Regions from separate parts of the Homo sapiens genome. Here region 1 is linked to region 2. The links are chromatin loops, found by intact Hi-C in ENCODE. Cell type or tissue: mammary epithelial cell. All regions are shown on one strand. Links, peaks and the distances in the headings refer to the core of each region. The heading gives the core; the rest is flanking DNA. Region 1 holds the start of LOC124903315 (a long non-coding RNA gene). Region 2 overlaps FRMD6-AS2 (FRMD6 antisense RNA 2).

What was found. Hi-C counts contacts between places; a loop is a spot of excess contacts. Peaks named below come from ENCODE experiments on the same cell type or tissue, not always from the same donor. Only the 100,000 strongest peaks of a DNase experiment are listed, where the experiment ranks them.
Region 1: a loop joins it to region 2, with 10 times the contacts of the local background. A loop is called at or near these places in 3 of 110 quality-filtered maps.

The regions. Positions count from the first base shown.
Region 1 is chr14:51,279,417-51,288,573 of GRCh38, reverse strand. It overlaps LOC124903315 (a long non-coding RNA gene), which reads right to left and starts at 1,143. Exons shown (of 2, transcript XR_007064164.1): 1 at 511-1,143. In mammary epithelial cell, for the core only: a CTCF peak has its summit at 5,031 (motif pointing left); a DNase peak (open chromatin) is centred at 5,003.
Region 2 is chr14:51,483,365-51,492,521 of GRCh38, reverse strand. All of the region lies in intron 2 of FRMD6-AS2 (FRMD6 antisense RNA 2), which reads left to right. It also overlaps a transcript of FRMD6 not described here. Among named protein-coding and RNA genes, the nearest start is that of LINC02310, 91 kb to the right of the region's middle. In mammary epithelial cell, for the core only: no CTCF peak of the experiment used is centred there; DNase peaks (open chromatin) are centred at 2,071 and 3,521; H3K4me3 peaks cover 3,429 bases; H3K27ac peaks cover 4,080 bases.

The sequences.
Region 1 (9,157 bases), core at 355-8,354, 200 kb after region 2:
TAAAACTGTCTATAGGATCCTGATGGGGGTCTCATTTTACAATAAAAAGAGCTTTATGCAATGGACTCGAGTTATAATGAAGCTTAAAGGGAGAAAGAGAGTGGTCTCAATGCCACTGTGGCCAAATAAGATTCCTAAATTGCTTTCCAAAGATCAATTTCTTATTTTGTAAGCAAAAAATAACACTAGCCTTCAAATGCCAACTTTTCAAGACCCCAACTTCTACTGTGAAATATTCCCAAAGACATGGGAAGAAACATCTATTGATTCAAACATAAAAGGTGTTTGGCTCATCAGCCCTGTGCTAATGGTTCAAGAAATTTAAAACAACATAATTAACTCCCTGAATTTATGGAACTAAGCAGAGCCCATCCTCTTTATGTCAGACCAGTGGCCCTCATCCTGGCCCCAGATGCATCTTCAGAACTTTTAAAAGTACAGATTCCTGAAAACAACCTTTGGAGTTTATGACTTAGGTCTAATGTTGAGAACCCTCTGCTAGGCACTCACCTTGGTATTTTTATGCACTCCAAGCATTCCAACATAGCCCTTGGAGCACCTGCCATTTTCTGGCATAAAAGTTCTGTGGTATTCTTTCTGTACTCTCCCCAACTCTATGGCCCGAAGATTTTAAAGATATGCAAAGCATCTTCCATTCCCAGCTGAGACTGGACACACCTGAAATAGGTAAAAGTGACAGAAAGACTGGATGGTATGGAACACTCTTCCAAGTTTCCAGGAAAAGGGCTCAATCTGAAACATAATTATTTCATTTCTTCCTTTCTACTTCCTAAGCATTGATGGTTCAGTTAACAAATGGTACCTGAGAAGCAGTGTTAGCACCTTGATGCAATGAAAGTACAAGGAAATGAGACGACCTCCTGACCTGCTTTTGACACCCCCACATATGCCTGCCTCGAGATCTTGGCTTCTCAAGGGCATGAAAAATCAGCTCCCCATTCATTTCTTTTAAAAAAAGTTTATTTCCTGCTTCCTATGTACAAGCCCTGTTCTAGGCACTGGGGACACAGTAGTGAGTGAAACACAAAAGTTTCCTTCTATTGTTGGCTTACAGTCCAGTTAAAAGAGACAAGTAAAAAACAACAACAAAAAATAGTGTCAAATTATGATTTCAATGCAAGAAATTAAAAATATGTTGTTAAAAAGAGTGAAGGGGCCAGGCGTGGTGGCTCATACCTGTAATCCCAGCACTTTGGGAGGCCAAGGTGGGCAGGTCACAAGGTCAGGATTTTGAGACCAGCCTGGCCAATATGGTGAAACCTCATCTTTACTAAAAATACAAAAAAAAATTAGCCAGGCATGGTGGCATGCACCTGTAGTCCCAGCTACTCGGGAGGCTGAGGCAGGATAATCACTTGAACCTGGAAGGCGGAGGTTGCAGCAAGCCAAGATCACGCCACTGCACTCCAGTCTGGGGGACAGAGGAAGACTCCATCTCGAAAAAAAAAAAAAAGGGTGAAGGCCAGAGTCACAGAAAGACAAACACTGCGTAATTCCACTATTTATATAAGGTATCTACAATAGTCAGACACATAGAAGCAGAGAGTAGAATGCTGGTTCCCAGGAGCTGCAGGGAGGGAAGGATGGGATAGGGAGTGTCTATTCAACAGGTATAAAGTTTCAGTTACGTGAGATAAGAAAGTTCTGGAGATCTGTGGTACAGTATTATGCCTATTATAAACAATGCTATATTGCACTGTTAAAAACTTGGCAAGAGGGTAGGTTTCACATTAAGTATTCCTACCACAATGAAAAAGATGTTAAATAAAATAAATAAATAAGTGAAGAGCATAAAGCAGGACATGGGAGTGGGCAGGGAGATGAGGAGGAGTCGGGGGGCCCTTTCTTCCCTCCCTTTACTCCTGCCTCAGAAGGTAACATCTGAGCTGAGCTCAAGGAAAAGAATGAACCAGCATGCAGAGAGCCTACAGAACGAGCAATGTGACAGCTGAGGCCTAATAGGAAGCAGAAGACACTCACAAGGGACGATGTGCAAAAGCGCAGGTAGAGCTTAATGAAACTAGCTACCCAGGGCTACCAAAAGTGGGGGGAACCATGAGCACCCCTGGCCTGCAGGGACAAAGGGAGGAGTGGCTACCAAAAGATGGAGAAGACCCCTGATAGGAGCTGTGGCCTTTGGTAAAGGGATGCAACCATCCTCAGGTAACTAGCCAGCAAGGAAGGAGCAGGGGTGGGGTGGTAAATACCCTGAATAAATATCTCCTCCTCATTCTCTCTGATCTCCTGCTAGTGCTTCCCATTGGCCAATTCCAACAGGAAGTCAGGAAGCAAGAGTGTTCATCGATGCAATTCACACCATCAGCCTACTGGCACACAGAACAAGATGAGAAAGACTGAAGATTAGGTCTAGAAGGGCAAATGGAAGGCATCAGCATAAACACCAAGTGCAAAAGCTTGCAATGGGAAATAGCACAGCCTGTTCAAGGAGTAGAGGGGCCACTGTGCTGGAGCTTCTTAGACAAGGTATAGGATGTGACAGACAGAAGACAGGACCCTGATCATGTGGGGCCTTTTATGCCATAGTGAGGTGCTGGTATTTAATTCTGTGCCCAACAGGAAGTTTTTTAGAAGGTTGGGATAGGACATAGAACCAGATCTCACTTTTAAAGACCACTTTGCCTGCTGTGTGTGTACTACAGTAGTGGTAAGGGTGGGGGCAGGAAGCAACCAGTGCAGCACTCACCCCAGAACTCACATGTGCAGAGAAATTACACTTCTGCTTCGCCTAGATCTGATCTATTCTTGCTTGCTAGCTCCTATGCACTATAGAAAAACAAAAAAGCAGGGGATAACATTTAGATCAATACAATAATTTAAATCTTTCTTTTAGGTAAAACTCGGCCACTTTGGTTAAACATACTTAGTCTCTAGATTTCAGCAACATCCCTGGCCCCCAGGACAGTGCTGGGCAAAGAAGTGTACATGACCTTGCAGATTGGGGGTAAAAGTCCTCAAAACCATGCAGGGTCTTTTGGCTCCCCAGCAATGTGCCTTATTCCCCTTGTGATTAGCCCTCAATGGTGTCATTAGGGGCTATGGCTGAGGCTGCAGCTGGCAGGCATCTTGGTCTATGCTCCCTCTCAGCTCAGTTGGACCCAGTGACTCCCTGTATGACAGCCTCATTCATTTCAGCTCTCACGGGCATTACAAACCCCTTTAAGTCTCTGTAAATCCCCTATCTCAACAGGCCTGTGTAGGCCTTGTCAGCTCTCAAGTCTGCATTCATGTCTTGGGAGAACAGAGGAAGTACTGGGGATGCAAATTAGACCATCACTCTCTCTGACCACATCTCTGAATTGATTTCATGTGGTCACCCTCCAGGTTTGCCAAGAAGGTCCCTCAAGGAGCTTCCAGGTGATCTCTTCCCAGTGTTCCAGGCTGGAAGCAAGGAAGGAACCTCTCTGCCCCATTTCCCTTTAGGAATTTAACAGACTTCCCACTCTCCAGGGTTGAGACCAGAAGGAAGATCAGAGTGCTGAACTCACCATCTACCTCTTCTGACCCCCTTCTGTCTTCCTCCTCCAAAAATCTATTCAGGCTGGAGTGCAGCCTTCATTATCATAGTCATCATCTTCTGAACTGCAGCCTCAATGAGTGCAGAGCATTAATGGTGAATAGAATAAACATTCTATTAATATATGTTATCATAGAAATTTACAGTCTAATTTTCCAGGCCTACTCCTTGCTACGAAAATAAAAAATAAAAACATTTAAAAATCTTTTCTCTCCCTACACGGACTAGTTTTTAAGCCTACTGTCTTTCTGCAGAACCCCGTTTTTGAATGTCACAAGCCAAATCTTAACTCTTCCTTTTAGTTTGCATTCATTTATCTCATCTCAGAGGCAGATATATTCAGGAAAAAGAGAAAAGCACATGAAATTGTTCCAAACCATGGCCATCATTACATCTGCTAAGAACCTATCCTAATGTTCTGGGTGAGAAATAACCATAGCTTGATACCTGTTGGAAGTGGAGTAGAGAGTAGGAGAGATAAGTAAAAGGAGGCAGGATGAGGAAATATTTTGGAGGTAGAATCAGCAGAATTGGCTGATGGATTAGATGGTAGGGGTGAAGAAAGCTGAGGAACCAAAAATGACTCATAAGTCAGTAATAGACAGTTGGTTGTCCATTTTTACAGAAATGGGGAATCCTGGGCAAGAAACTGGTGTGCAGTGGGAAAAGTCAGGGATTCTGTTTTGAACTTATTAAATTTGAAATTCCAATGAGATATTCAAGTAATATGAAACAGGCCACTCTGATGAGAGGTCAGAGATGAGGATAAAAATTTGGGAATCAGCAGCATACAGATGGTACGTCAAGCCCACTGTAGAGTATGAAGAAAGGTTTCTTCTGTGCATGGAAGGCACCGGGGCTGAAATCCTCCATAGGCCAGCCCATGTCAGGCCAAAGAAGAAAAAACCCAACCACTCCCAAACCTCCTCAAGCCAAGCTCTCAGATTCAGCATAACATTTAAGATCCAGAATCAGGCGCCACAAACCCATCTTGAATTTACCAATAACCACAAGAGAGAGAAAATGTATACGTTGAAATTAGGTCATCATTATTGTACAGGATTTTGTTTCAGAGAAAGTTGTTAAGTGTTTATTTGGGACCAGTCGTCACGGAGAAAGCTTCCTGTGAAGCAGGAGACCAATGAGAAACAGCATTTTCTAATAGCTTGGACTTTTCTATCAACGAAGGATCTTGTGATACATCAACTTTTCAGCCCAGAAGCCACCTGGAGGGTTGGTTCTCTAACTAGTCAAATTAAACTATGGTTTAGTCTTTGGCCATGTTCTCTAACATTTTTGTTGCTGGTAGGAATCGGGAGAAAAGAATTTACAGGTCTCTCTACCTTAATGGAGGAAAAGGACCACAGTGGGGAGCTTGAGGAGTGAAATAAATAATACTATTTCCAAGGAAATAGCCCCACCTACTGAAACAAATTTCCATCTGGGTTGGGGAGGTAAGGGAGGTAAGATTGGAGTTTTTTCAGGAACTATGACTACTTAACAACTATAACCTTCTTGCTCCCTCTAGAGGGCAAAGGTATGAATAACGTGACTGTAAAGAAAAAAACCGTAATAGAAGCCATGGCTTCATTTTTACCTGCACCTTTCTTCATCACTTTGAAATAAGTATTTTAAGAGAGAGACAAAATAAAGGAAATGAATTAAAATTCCTCTGGCACTTTCCACATACTCTGACATTTGAAGCCCAAGAAATGGGGGTGCTTTGCAAGCAAAGTCAGCTCTATGGCACTAATCAAATACTTAAGACTGGCCTTATAAGATGGAGAAATGGTACAATATTGCATTGCTTTTATTAATCTATTTCTCTAAAGAGCTAATTATTTATTCTGAAAACAGGAGGATTCTGTAAGATGGTGTTCCTTCACATGTAAATTCATTTTAGAAGAATAATGGCTGGACTTTGTTTGAGGTTTTCTGAATTTTAATGAGGACATCATTCTTGCCAGGCAACTTTGTACTCTGGATATAGGTGCACATGAAAGTTAAATTACCTTATTATTCTAATGAATCTACTCTGACAATAGCCTGGTATAACAATTTGTCTACCTAGATCCAGCAGCTGAATGAAGGAAACAAGTCCAGGAGTCAAAGACAATAAACATGAATAAAGCCAGTTCTCATAAGACTGTTCTCCAAGGTTTCAGTACAATGGTTCCAAAGTAGAACTGAGACTAATTTTAAAAAGCTTCATTTCAGCCTAATGATTTTACAATAGAACAGACACTGATAACATTTAGACAGAAGGAGTAATATCTCAGAGCTGTGGGTTCAATTTGGGTAACAGTGTTTTATAAACACAGAGCCAGACGGTAAATTGCTTTAGCTTTCAAGATTATTGCTGCAATAATTAACTATTCTTTCAGAACAAACATTTGTCACCACAGGCAATGAACAGATAGCAAAAGACAAATCACACCATGACAAAGTAAAAATAGCAAAAAGGGAACTTTACAGGTGATTCCGTCCAATTTAGCATGTGATGAAAGTGGCATCTCAAGCCACTGGGGCAAAGATGTACTTTTTAATAAATGGTGTCAGGACAACTGGGTAGCCAGTTGGAAAAAAATGAAATAAAATTAGATCTGCATTTCATGCCGTACAAAAGAATAAACTCCAAATGTACCAGAGACCCAAGTACAAAAAATAAAATTATACAATTACTGGAAGAAACCATGAGTAAATTACTCTCTGATCTCAGTGTAGAGACTGACTTAAAATAGAGGCAAAAAAAGATAATTTGACCACATAAAAATGAAATATAACACATGGTAAAACAGCAACACCATCATTACCATAAACAAAGTCAAAAGACAACTGACAAACTAGGAGAAAATATTTGCAACAGACATTCCCCTAATATGTAAAGAGCTTTTGAATATCAAGGGAGAAAGGACCAAAAACCCGATATCAACAGACAAGTGAACCAAAAATATATAAAATGAAATACACAAAATGGCCCTTAAATATATGAAAAAAAATGTTATAGTTACAAAAATGCAGCCAGGCATGGTAGCTCACACCTGTAATCACAGTCTTTTGGGAGGCTGAGGGAGGAGGATTGCACGAGCCCAGGAGTTTGAGACCAGCCTGGGCAACGTAGCAAGACCCTACGTTTACAGAAAAAATTTTAAAAATTAGCAGAGTGTGGTGGTGCACATCTGTAGTCCCCGCTATTTGGGAGGCTGAGATAGGGGATCACGTGAGTCCAGGAGTTCAAAGCTGCATCATGCCACTGCACTCCAGCCTGGGCAACAGAATAACACTCTGTCACAAAAATTAAAAAAAAAAAAAGAAAAATGGACATTAAAACAACACTGAGATACCATTTCTTCTTTATCAGATTGGCAAAAATTAAAAAGTATGACAATATATTCTGTTATCAAGGCTGTGGGAGAATATTCTTGAACACTGCTGGTGAGAATGAAGATTGGTAGAGCCCTCCTGGAAGGAAATTTAACAACCCTTAGTAAAAATTATGGATGCATTTAGCTTTCGTCCTGGCAATTCTACTTCTACGAATCTACTCTGAAGTTAAACCTCCAACAATACAAAATTAATATGCACAAGGTTATCCACTACAGCATTGTAATTACGAAATATTGGAAGCGACCTAGATGCTCAATGTTCATATGTAAGAGTGGTTGAATAAACTACAATGTATCCAACACAATGGGATACTATACAGCTATAAAGAAGAATGAAGATCTCTATGAACTTATATTGAGTGATTTCCAGGACACATTAAATTTAAAATGCAAAATGTGAAAGAGTATCTATAGTATGCTACCTTTCATGAAAAACAGAAAGGAATGTAAATATATATATATTTTTCTTTCATATGTATATTCATTTGTACAAAAGAATAAACTGGCCAGGTGTGGAGGCTCACGCCTGTAATCCCAGCACTTTGGGAGGCCGAGGCAGGCGGATCATGAGGTCAGGAGTTCGAGACCAGCCTGGCCAACAAAGTGAAACCCCATCTCTACTAAAAATGTTTTGTGTTTTAAAAATACAAAAAATTAGCCAGGCATGGTGGCAGGTGCCTGTAATCCCAGCTATTTGGGAGGCTGAGGCAGGAGAATCACTTGAACCTGGGAGGCAGACGTTTCAGTGAGCCAAGATCATGCCATTCCACTTCAGCCTGGGCAACAACAGTGAGACTCCATCTCAAAAAAAAGAAAAAAGAAAAAAAAAGAATAAATCATAAATTAATGAGACTGGTTAAGAGTAAGTGGGAACAGGGCAGAAGGGAATGGGAAAAAGAAACAGAGTAATAGTCATAAAGGAGGAGTAAAACCTTTCTAAGTATACCTTTTAAAATAATTCTGACTCTTAAAATCATACAATGTTTTACATACCCCCAAAATAAATAAACCAGGATGTGAGGAGGACAACCCAAAATAGAATAAACAGTAACCAGTGAACGTAATTGTACCGCAGACGAATAACATGACAAATGAAGAGGGTGAGATAGAAAGAGCTATCGTAAGTATTTTGACTATTACAAAAAGAAAAACCAAAAGAACTATATATGTGTGTATACATGGGTTAATACACATACATACATTTCCAATGTCTTCTGAGAAGCAGTAAGCACATCTAGCTCTATGATCTTGGTTTCTAAATACCAGTCTATAATATAAGGAACCAACGCTCCTTGGAGAAACAGTTGATTTCAGGCTTAGAACATAAAATATAGATGAGCCTGGAACAGCTTCTGATGCCAAAAAGGAGTGCTCAAAAAATGACAGGGGTAGCTAAAAAAGGATATAGGAGCTAACTAGAGGGACCTCTTAATGGCTTAGGTGGAAACATTTTGAGCAATAATATATATAATGATAGTAATAGATTATGCCCGTAAGTCCAAATTGATAAAAAATAAATTAGCGTTTCAAATTAATAAATTTGAAAGTGGAATTCAAAGTGGAAGAAATGATGGAAATAAATAATCACTACTAAGCAAATATCATAGCTAATAACTGTTGCAGGGAACCATCAATGGATGCTAAAATTAGTGGACAAAAGTATGAGAAACAGGATATTTCCATAGTGTCAAAGTATCTCCCTAAAAGGTACTTATTAATTACAAAGGGAAAAATAGTCACCTTATAGTGCAGAAACCTGACAAACACTATCTAAGTAAAGTGAGCAAAGTAAACATCACCTAGGCTAGGCACAGTGGCTCACGCCTGTAATCCCAGCACTTTGGGAGGCTGAGGTGGGCAGATCATTTGAGATCAGGAGTTCGAGACCAGCCTGGCCAACATGGTGAAACCCCGTCTCTATGAAAAATAAAAAAAAATTAGCTGGGTATGGTGGCACACATCTGTAATTCTGGTGGCTGAGGCAAGAGAATTGCTTGAACCCAGGAGGTGGAGGTTGCAGTGAGCCGAGATCCTGCCACTGCACTCCAGCCTGGGTAAGAGTGAGACTCTGTCTCAAAAAAAAGTAAACATCACCAGTAATAAGACATTTGAAATCATGTACTCCCTGACATCATGCCCTGAGAAGGGCATACCATCATTTCTGTGGCATTATTGCAAAAAATGCATAATCTCACTCTAATCATGAGGAAACAAC
Region 2 (9,157 bases), core at 366-8,365:
TTTAAGGGGATAGGTCTCGGTATGCTGCTCAAGTTAACCAGAGTCATCCAATGGTCTCGGTGCTAAGGAGGCTGACCTTGGCCCTCCTCTGGCATCCCTAGTCTTGTGAGACAAGATCCACATTACAGAAGATTTGCCTATAGATACACACAGGAACAGGTTAGAGTTGTGACAGTTGTGACAGCTTGGGAATGAGCTATCACAAGACTGGTTAATTGTAGGACCACAGGCAAACAGGTTAGAGATTTCCCAAACTCTACCTGAGAGTAGTTTCAAACAGGTACTAGGAGTCCATCCCAAGAGGAGAACTCTTGGTTCTAGGTAGGTTCTGGGGAATATATTAGCTGAAACTCAAGGAAAGGAAAAGAACAAGTGTGGACACTTCCTGACTCCTCTTAAAGCAGGACTCTGTCTCCGGAAACAGCAGCATAGTGGAAGTCAAACATATGTTCCTGCAGAGTTAGAGTCAGCCCTGAACAGCAAGGAAAGAACAAGATGCACAGCCCTTGTTTGTAAACAAAGACCAAGATAAATGTCAGCTGCCAGACCTCAAAGGGAGGCACGACAGGACACTTGGAGAGACAACTCACAGGCAGCAGAGGAAGTCCTTTGGTCTCCCTGGTGGTTTCCAGCAGACCTTTCCAGAGCCTCCATGGAAGAACAGGGGAGCTAAGAGGGCCAGAAGGGATTCTGCCTAAGTGTCCGCCTCACAGAGCTGTACTGTCTTCTCCTGGCCAACTTTCAAGATCAATTTGATTTTCACTGTCATCACAGGCTGTGGTCGAATGCTTTGGAGTCGGGCACTTAGATTTGAATCCCCCAGCAGCAGAGAAAAGGCTAAGCGTCCATTTTGGTTTCATTTTTTAAATTTTTTTGTTTTGTTTTGTTTGTTTGTTTCTATGAAATGGGGATACCAGTAGTCCTTACTTCATAGGGTTGTTGTAAAGAATAAATTAGATCAGGTATATAAAGCCTTTGGCACAGTACCTGGCACATAGCTGGCGCTCAGCAAATTCTGGGTGCTGTTACTGATATTGCTGCTGATTTCTTCCTCTGCTTTGTCATTTCCCCCATGGCAGCATATTTCACCAGAACTAGGAGATGTGAGGAGCTGGGGAACCATCAATGAAAAACTCAGACATTTTCCAGAGTGGGGAAGGATGTTATTTATAGCAACCAAGAGAAGAAGCAGCTGTAAGGAAGCAGTGAAAAGGAAGCGCATGTGCTGGTACTGAGGTGACCTTTACATCTATCAACCTTGCCTGTGGGCCTGCCTCAGTCCAGCTAAGGAGTTAGCCTCTTAGGGCAGGTGAGGGCCCCATGCTAACATGCAAGGAAGTTCAAGAATGTTTGTTGAGGGCCTAGGGCATTCAGAACGATGCAAAAGAGAAAAGAAGCTTCCCTTGGAGACACCCAGGGAAGAGTCTTCCAAAGGGGAAGGGGCTCCACCCACCCCACTCCCCATTCAACTTCATTCCCAGGGTTTTGGGGAGAGGGCAGGGCAGAGAAGGTATTTGGTCCCTGCCTTAGAGCCTGCCCTTAGTCAAGAACCAGGGCCCTTGCCCAGGGAACTCAGGGATCACAAACAGGGTCCAAATCTCATAGCAGTGCTCTCACTATTCTTGGCCTTGGAGAACTGGATTTTAAGGAAGCTTGAGCCCAGTACTGAGAGGAACACAGTATTTATTTTCAACAGGGTGTCATTCCCAAGTATATATAGACAATACATATTTTTATAGTAGGTCAGTACACAAGCAGTTTCGGTAACTGGGCCACCTTAAGAATTCTGCTACGGTAACTGCACTAAAACTCTGCGGTTGTCTTTTTGTTGGCAACACGAATAAGAGGTAGGTAAAGGTTACTAAAGAAGAAATTTCGCATTTTATACACACACACACACACACAAAATACACACATATATCGTCCAGGACCTAGCACTGTGCCCCACACACTATACACACGTATACAGCCAGGACCCAGCACGGTGCCCAAAACACAGAAGGTGGTGATTAATGTTTCCAGAACAAGTGGTTACAGAGATGCATTTTTAAATGACCCAGCATTTGTCTGTAAGCCAATATATGAGAGTTTCTCCTCTCTCCCTCCCTCATATTCTGTCTCTCTCTCTCTGTCATAAATACACATGCAGAAACACAAGCACACACTCACAATGGCAAACAACAGATAGCCTCAATATTTGGTCATCTTAAAAGTAATGTGATGACACAGTTCATAAGTAGCTTCTCTGAGAACTGATTGCCTAGTTACTGACTCACAAACTTAGTCTGTTTTTTAAAAGTAGACCTAGAAATTCTCATAAAACTCCACTTTGTTCTTCTCCATATTCCCTTTATCACTTCCTTCTATCACACATGCATCATATTTTACTTTTACAACACTTGGGATCTGGTTATGACAAACTCTGTAACAGCTCATTGTATTCATTGTACAGTTTCTTGTCTAGTTTTGCTAAGTTATACCCCTCATAAAAGAAGTGCAGGAACCCCAAATATGTAAATGTCTCCTTTTCCAACCCAGAGGGTAAGCATGTAACTGATACTAATGTAACCGACACCTACTTAATGTTTCCCAGACTCTTAATAACTTCCTTTTTAAAAACTTATGATGGTGTCTTACAAGAAGTCATTGTTGGGCTCTTGAAACATTTAGAATAAAACGGTGCATCAAAGGGACCGGTCTTCTGGTCAGGTTATCATCTGTGTTTTTGAGAGTGTTCTTACCAAGGCAAGTGTGTGTCTAGAGTACAGGACACGTACATAAACACACACACTGTAAGCAAAAGTACAGAAAGCACAGGCACTGTCAAGTCATGAAGATGTGAGTTTCTTCCTAGCCCTGACAGCAGTGGCTGTTACATTGGACAACCCAAGGTACCCCCTTCCCTAAAGAATAAATCATGAGACAGATCAACTTCAGCAGCAGAACCAACTCCCTCAGCAGTTTGGGCTGGTTTGCAGACAAATCAAATTATTTAAACCCTTCGATGATTCTACTGTGCCCATTGTACAGGAATTTAACATTAAATTTGTCTTCAGATTATATTTCATAAAAAAGGGTAAGAACAAACATTTTTTTCCTACCTGCTGCTGGAGCCACCAGGAGCCAGGCTGCTGCTCTCAGAATGGGGCAGACTCCAGGCATTAATCTTCAGCTCCTGCCCCTGGAACCAGAATCGTCGAAACAAAATTTTCAGTTGCTGTGAGTAAGCAGGCTGTTTACTTCCAGCCACTTCTTTCCCATTCCCATGGCTTTTTGAGTGCCAGAGTGGGGTGCTCAAGGAAGAATGTTTGGAGAGAAAGGGATTGAGATTGGGGGAAAGGGCAGGAGAAAATAGTGTTAGTTCACCCAACACCCTTCCTTCAAGGAGGAAAGCCCTCTTTCTCCAGTTTTAATTTCTCATAGAAGATCTGCCACTGCATTACTCATATAATTGCTACATTGCCCCTTCACAAACAGCAGACATAACTTTTTGGGCGAGCCTCCAGATTTCTGATGCATGCCCGTACCTGTCTGCAGAGATATTGCTGTGCCTGGGAAAATTGGGAGGGCAACATACCCACCCAAAGGGAGGACCCAGTCTAGATTATTAATCAAGCTCTCGGGATAAAATATACCACAAAAAAAGCAGAGGCCGGTGTGAGCTTCTCCATCCATAGGGCATCCACCTCATTCATGGGATCACTGGTTAGGGATCGAACTTCGTTCAAATAGATCAGCAGCTACACTTTGTCAAGCTTTGACTTGTTTCCCCAAAGAGGAAAGGAGTAGCAAGGATTACTATCACAGAAAGAATGTGGCTTTCTTACTCCAGGCAGTCAATGTAGGAGAGTCAAAGATGAGAGATGTGCAATTAGAGTTCCTTTAAATTCAATATCATGAAATACAGTATTTAAGAAGACATTTCAAAGATAAGGCAAGCATTATAGAAGCTCCATGTTTGATTCATTCCTAGTTTCCAAGAAGGTGGTAGTACTACAGTAGAGAGGATGTAGAAATAGGGCAGAAGTTGTTAAGTCTTGCTCTGCTGTTGACTACCCATGTGACCTTGAATAAATCCCTTAAACTGATTTCCAAATAAGCAAAATGAAAGGATTGGGCTGGAAGACTGGCACAATAACAGAACACCATCTCTCAGTTTTACATCTATTCCATCTTGTTTTTGTATCAAAACTTTGATTTTCCTTTGGGGAATCACCCCTTCCTCTCAGCTGTCGTGGATGTTGTTGACACCACCCCCAGACTTCTTCAGAAGTGGGCCTGTGGCCAAGTCTAGCCAATCAAAATTACTGCGAAAATTTCAGAGACGGGCTCCTGCCAATGGGAGTCGTCCCTGGAATTTTTGCTGGGAAGGGAGGTTCTCATTCTGCTGTGGTTTCTAATCATAGAAGCAGAGCCTAGGGCTGCTGGTGGCCACCCTAGGGAAAGAGGAACTGCCTGAAGATAAAGCCACTGCAGAAGAAAGCAGATCTCGTTACTACATCGTTTGAACACTTCATTCAGCCATGACGAAAGCAAGCATTTCCCTCAGATTTCTTAAAAATGTCCTTTATCTCCTTAAGCCCATTTCAGTTAGATTTCTAATACTGGCACTAAAAAAATTCCAGCTAATATGAATTTCTTCCTACTTCCCTCTATACCTATCACCACTGCTTTTTAACATTCATTTCTACAGTATCAGTGGGGGGATTTCTAGGGCCAATAAATGAGTTTCCTTTTGCTTCACTCTTGGAAATGTGTTTCAAGGCTAAGCCTGCATAGCAGAGAGATGTCAAAGTAAGGCAAATTCTGGTGAAAGACTTTAAAAATCTTTCATCCTTTCTCTGAATATAGTTATTTGTAAAAAATATTTTTAAAAAATAATGCGCAAAGGTGAAATGTACAAAGCATAACTCCCCACCATTTGACCTTCCAACAATAACTATGGATAACATTTTAGTGGCTTGCTATTCAAAATGTGACCCATAGAACAGCAGCACTGACCTGGAGCTGGTTGGAAATGCAGGACCTCAGGCCTTAATCCAGTCTTGCATTTTCACAAGATCCCCCAAGTGATCTGTATGTAAATCAGAGTCTGAAAAGCACTGGCTTAATGTACAGCCATCTAGAGATTGTTTTCATATAGTCAGCAGCATTTTTTCCAGTACCTATAATTTGTTGATTTTGTATTTTACTGATTTTGTAAAGGAAATGTATATACAAATACAATAAACCAAAAATAATGTAATCAAAATTCTTTATAACAAGCAATTCATTTACAGGGACTGTAACTATAAGCCAGTTATAAAGCTGTGACAAACCCACACTAGACCTTAGGATACTATATACAGTAACAAACAATACTGGGACACTGTACACGCTAGAGCAGCAGGTCTTCAACTTGAGCATTCATTGGGACCACCTGGGGGTCATGTTCATGATTCCCAAACCCATACTGAGAGTTTCTGATGCAGTAGGTCTGGGGTGAGGCCTAAGCATTTGCATTTCCAACAAGTTCCCAGGTAATGCTCATGCTGCTGGTCCCAGAACAACATTTCTCCAGTACTTCAAAAACAAAAAAAAAAAAACGGTTTTATACCCTATATACTATCCTGAAACTTGCTTTTTTCACTGAATATTGTATCTAGGACATCTTTCCATGCCTAGCATATATAGCATTGCATCATTCTTTTTAAGGGCTGCAAGGTCAGAGATCGTTAGGGATATGACAACATAGGTTAAATGACAAAAGAGAGAATGACTGGCATCTTCCACATAAGGACAAGCATACCCACAACCAGAATTTCTCATCCACTTTCAACTTGAAATAGGCATCTTGTGATTGAGTCTATAGATCAGCAAAGCTCTGGACTGACCAGGAAAGAGATTAGCATTGTATCAGTGTCCACGAAGATACAAGTATGAAATTTGATTCCTTTGGGAACTATTCTGGTCTTTTATTTTTTCTATGTTTTCAGTGCCAGTTATGATAACAGGTATACAGTAAGAACTTCATAAATGCCTGCAAAGTCAATAAATGAAACCATCAATGCATTGAATGCACATAAAAACTCTACACAGGAATTCTTGATACAGAACTGCTGCACCATACTGCATACTGCTAATGCTTAATAGTTAGATAGCCCTCCTCAGTCCATCAGACTCCCACAAAGAAAGTGATCCAACTTGCAGGCCGGGCATGGTGGATCATGCCTGTAATCCCAGCACTTTGGGAGGCCGAGGAGGGCGGATCAACAGGTCAGTAGATGGAGACCATCCTGGCTAACACGGTGAAACCCCGTCTCTACTAAAAATACAAAAAATTAGCCGGGCATGGTGGCGGGCGCCTGTAGTCCCAGCTACTCGGGAGGCTGAGGCAGGAGAATGACGTGAACCCGGGAGGCGGAGCTTGCAGTGAGCCGAAATCGCGCCACTGCACTCCAGCCTGGGTGACAGTGCGAGACTCCATCTCAAAACAATTAAAAAAAAAAAAAAAAGAAAAGGAAGTGATCCAACTTGCAAACTTGCAAGTATGGTTGGAACTTCAAGGGGAAGTCTGGCAACAATCAGGTCTGGGATTCTGAGGCAGTTCCCTGGCCATCCCTCAGCTTGACTGCAGTGTGCCTGCTAAATGTCACCTGTTGTTAAAATGCTCTGGGCTTGGACTTCCTCACCTCGGGAAAGTTAACCTGTTGAAAAGGTTTTTCGCTTAGGTAGAAAAATACAGCCATATAAATAAAATATGAAGACATATATCCAGCATATATAATCTTCAACCGAGCCATGCCCATGATTCTGTAACCACACATGTGATCACCACCAAACAAAGGATGGCGTGACTACGATATACCCTAGAGGATCACATATTGAACAGAAATGCAGAAATTTCAAATGCAGAAATTAGAAATTTGGATTGAGTTAGGGAGTGAGATGGGATGAAGAGATGGTCACAGGTACTGTTCCTCAAACAGGAATGGTGTACTGGATCTAGGGTTTGTCTTAGCAAGAAAACACAAATCTTCTGCACAGTGCACAGTTGAAAGGGTCACTATAGTGGGTTGAATAGTGTTCCCTCAAAGGTCATGTCCACTTGGAACCTCAGAATGTGGTCATATTTGCAAATAGGGTCTTGCAGATGTAATTAGTTAAAAATGAGGTCCTATTGGATTAGGGTAGGCCTTAAATCCAATGACCAGTTTTCTTCTAAGAAGAGAAGAAACACAGAGAGACAGGGAAGAAACCCATGTGACCAGCAGAGTTGACTTGACATGAGACTTGTGTAGGTGAGCTGTGAAGCAGAGCAAAGGCCGTGGAGGCATCCCCATCCCACACGGGCTTCTCTAGAAGCTGGTGGTTGGTGAGAGGCCCTCTGTAACCATGTTCTTAGACGCCTTAAAAGCCAACTGTCCACAGACACTTTTGAGCTTGGTTAAATGCTTGTAAAGAAAGCACATTAACTTCAATTACGCTGTGTTCTTCTGAGGACCTCGCAGGGTATAAACTAATCCTCAGCTCATTTATCTTTGAGGCAGAAGCATCATAGGCCAAGTGCAGGCCCAGGAAGCTCCTCACCCAAGAAGCTACTAGTGCAGCCCTTTGACACTCAGAGAGTAGCTGTGTTCAACTAATGTCAACCAAAACTTCTACCCCATTGACTGCCTTTCAAAGTTTCAAAATTGCTTTGCCAAGTGATGGACATTGCAGTTGGATAGGAAGTGGGAGATGTGAATATGAGAAACTGGCACTCATCATCCACTTCACTTTCCCTCCATGGTTCACAGGCCGGAAAGCTAAAAACTGCATTTCCTAGGCTCTCTTCCAGCCGGGGTTTGATTTACAATTCAGTCCTCCAAATTAGTTGCACATGGGAGATTTGGAAGATGGAAGTGAGGGAGGGACTATCTTTCCTGCTGCTTCTCCTGTTGCTATTTGCAAACAGGTTTATGGAGGCAGGAGCTTCTCTACAGCAGGGTTCCAGGGCCCTGTCTCCACTGGGTGACTGCTGAGTGGCTATTCTGGTGGTGGTAGTGAAGTTTTCTTGTTCGTTATGTTGCAGCTAAGGTGATCTGTTCTTGGAGTTAACAGTTTCCAGGGCCCTGTCTCCACTGGGTGACTGTTGAGTGGCTATTCTGGTGGTGGTAGTCAAGTTTTCTTGATGGTTATATTGCAGCTAAGGTGATTTGTTCTTGGAGTTAACAGTATCAGCAGTGGCCTCCTGATTCACATCTGTTCCAGGCCATAGCAGAAGGAAACAGAGGTGGCTTCCCTGGCAGGTCAGATCAGCAATTCATTCTGAAATCATCTGGAATCCCAGCCTCACATCCCCCAACCCAAGCCTTTCCAACAATTTTGAACATGCCCAATTCCCTGTAAAGATATTCTTTGACTTATGACTTAAAATAGATTTTTTTAATGGAAAAGCTTATTTTTTATACATTTAACAGATTTATTGAACATCTATGTTGAAGGTGCTTTTCTAGACCTCAAACGCTAAGACAACATGGTGTAACGGAAATAGCACACACTCTTCATAAAGAAGCGAACTCTTACTCTGCCCCAGCTATGTGGCTTTGGGTGAGTTACTTAATCTCTGCAAGCCTCAGTTTTATCATCTGGATGAATATAGATATGACGAATAATTACCTCTAGGGTTGTTCTAAGAGTTACATGAAACAAACAATACACTCTACATAAAAGATGCTCTGTGTTCATTACCTTTCATTTTCCTTGAAACATGTAAAAATGAAATATTGACTTTAAATAGTTTGAGCAATATTCAATAGTACTGAGTATTAGTTTATTGTTTCCAAATGAAACTTTATCACTTCCCTGATTAAAACCCTACGATGGCTTTCTGTGACAGCTAGACTAAAATTCAAATTCCTTACTTTAGCCTACAAGGCCTTCACCAGCCTCCACCATACTCTCCAAATTCTCCTGTAAAACATTTCAGCCACGGGTACCATTTTTGTTCCTGCACATTGCCAAGCTCATGCCAATCTTAGAGACTTTGCCCTGGCTGTTCCCCATGCCTGGAATGCCCTTCCTCCAGGGCTTCTCATGCCTGCTTCTGTTCATGCAAGACTCCCTTCAAATGCCCCATCACCATCCCCCATTCATTTTTGAACACATGCTTCCTCCTTTAATCTTCTATGACACT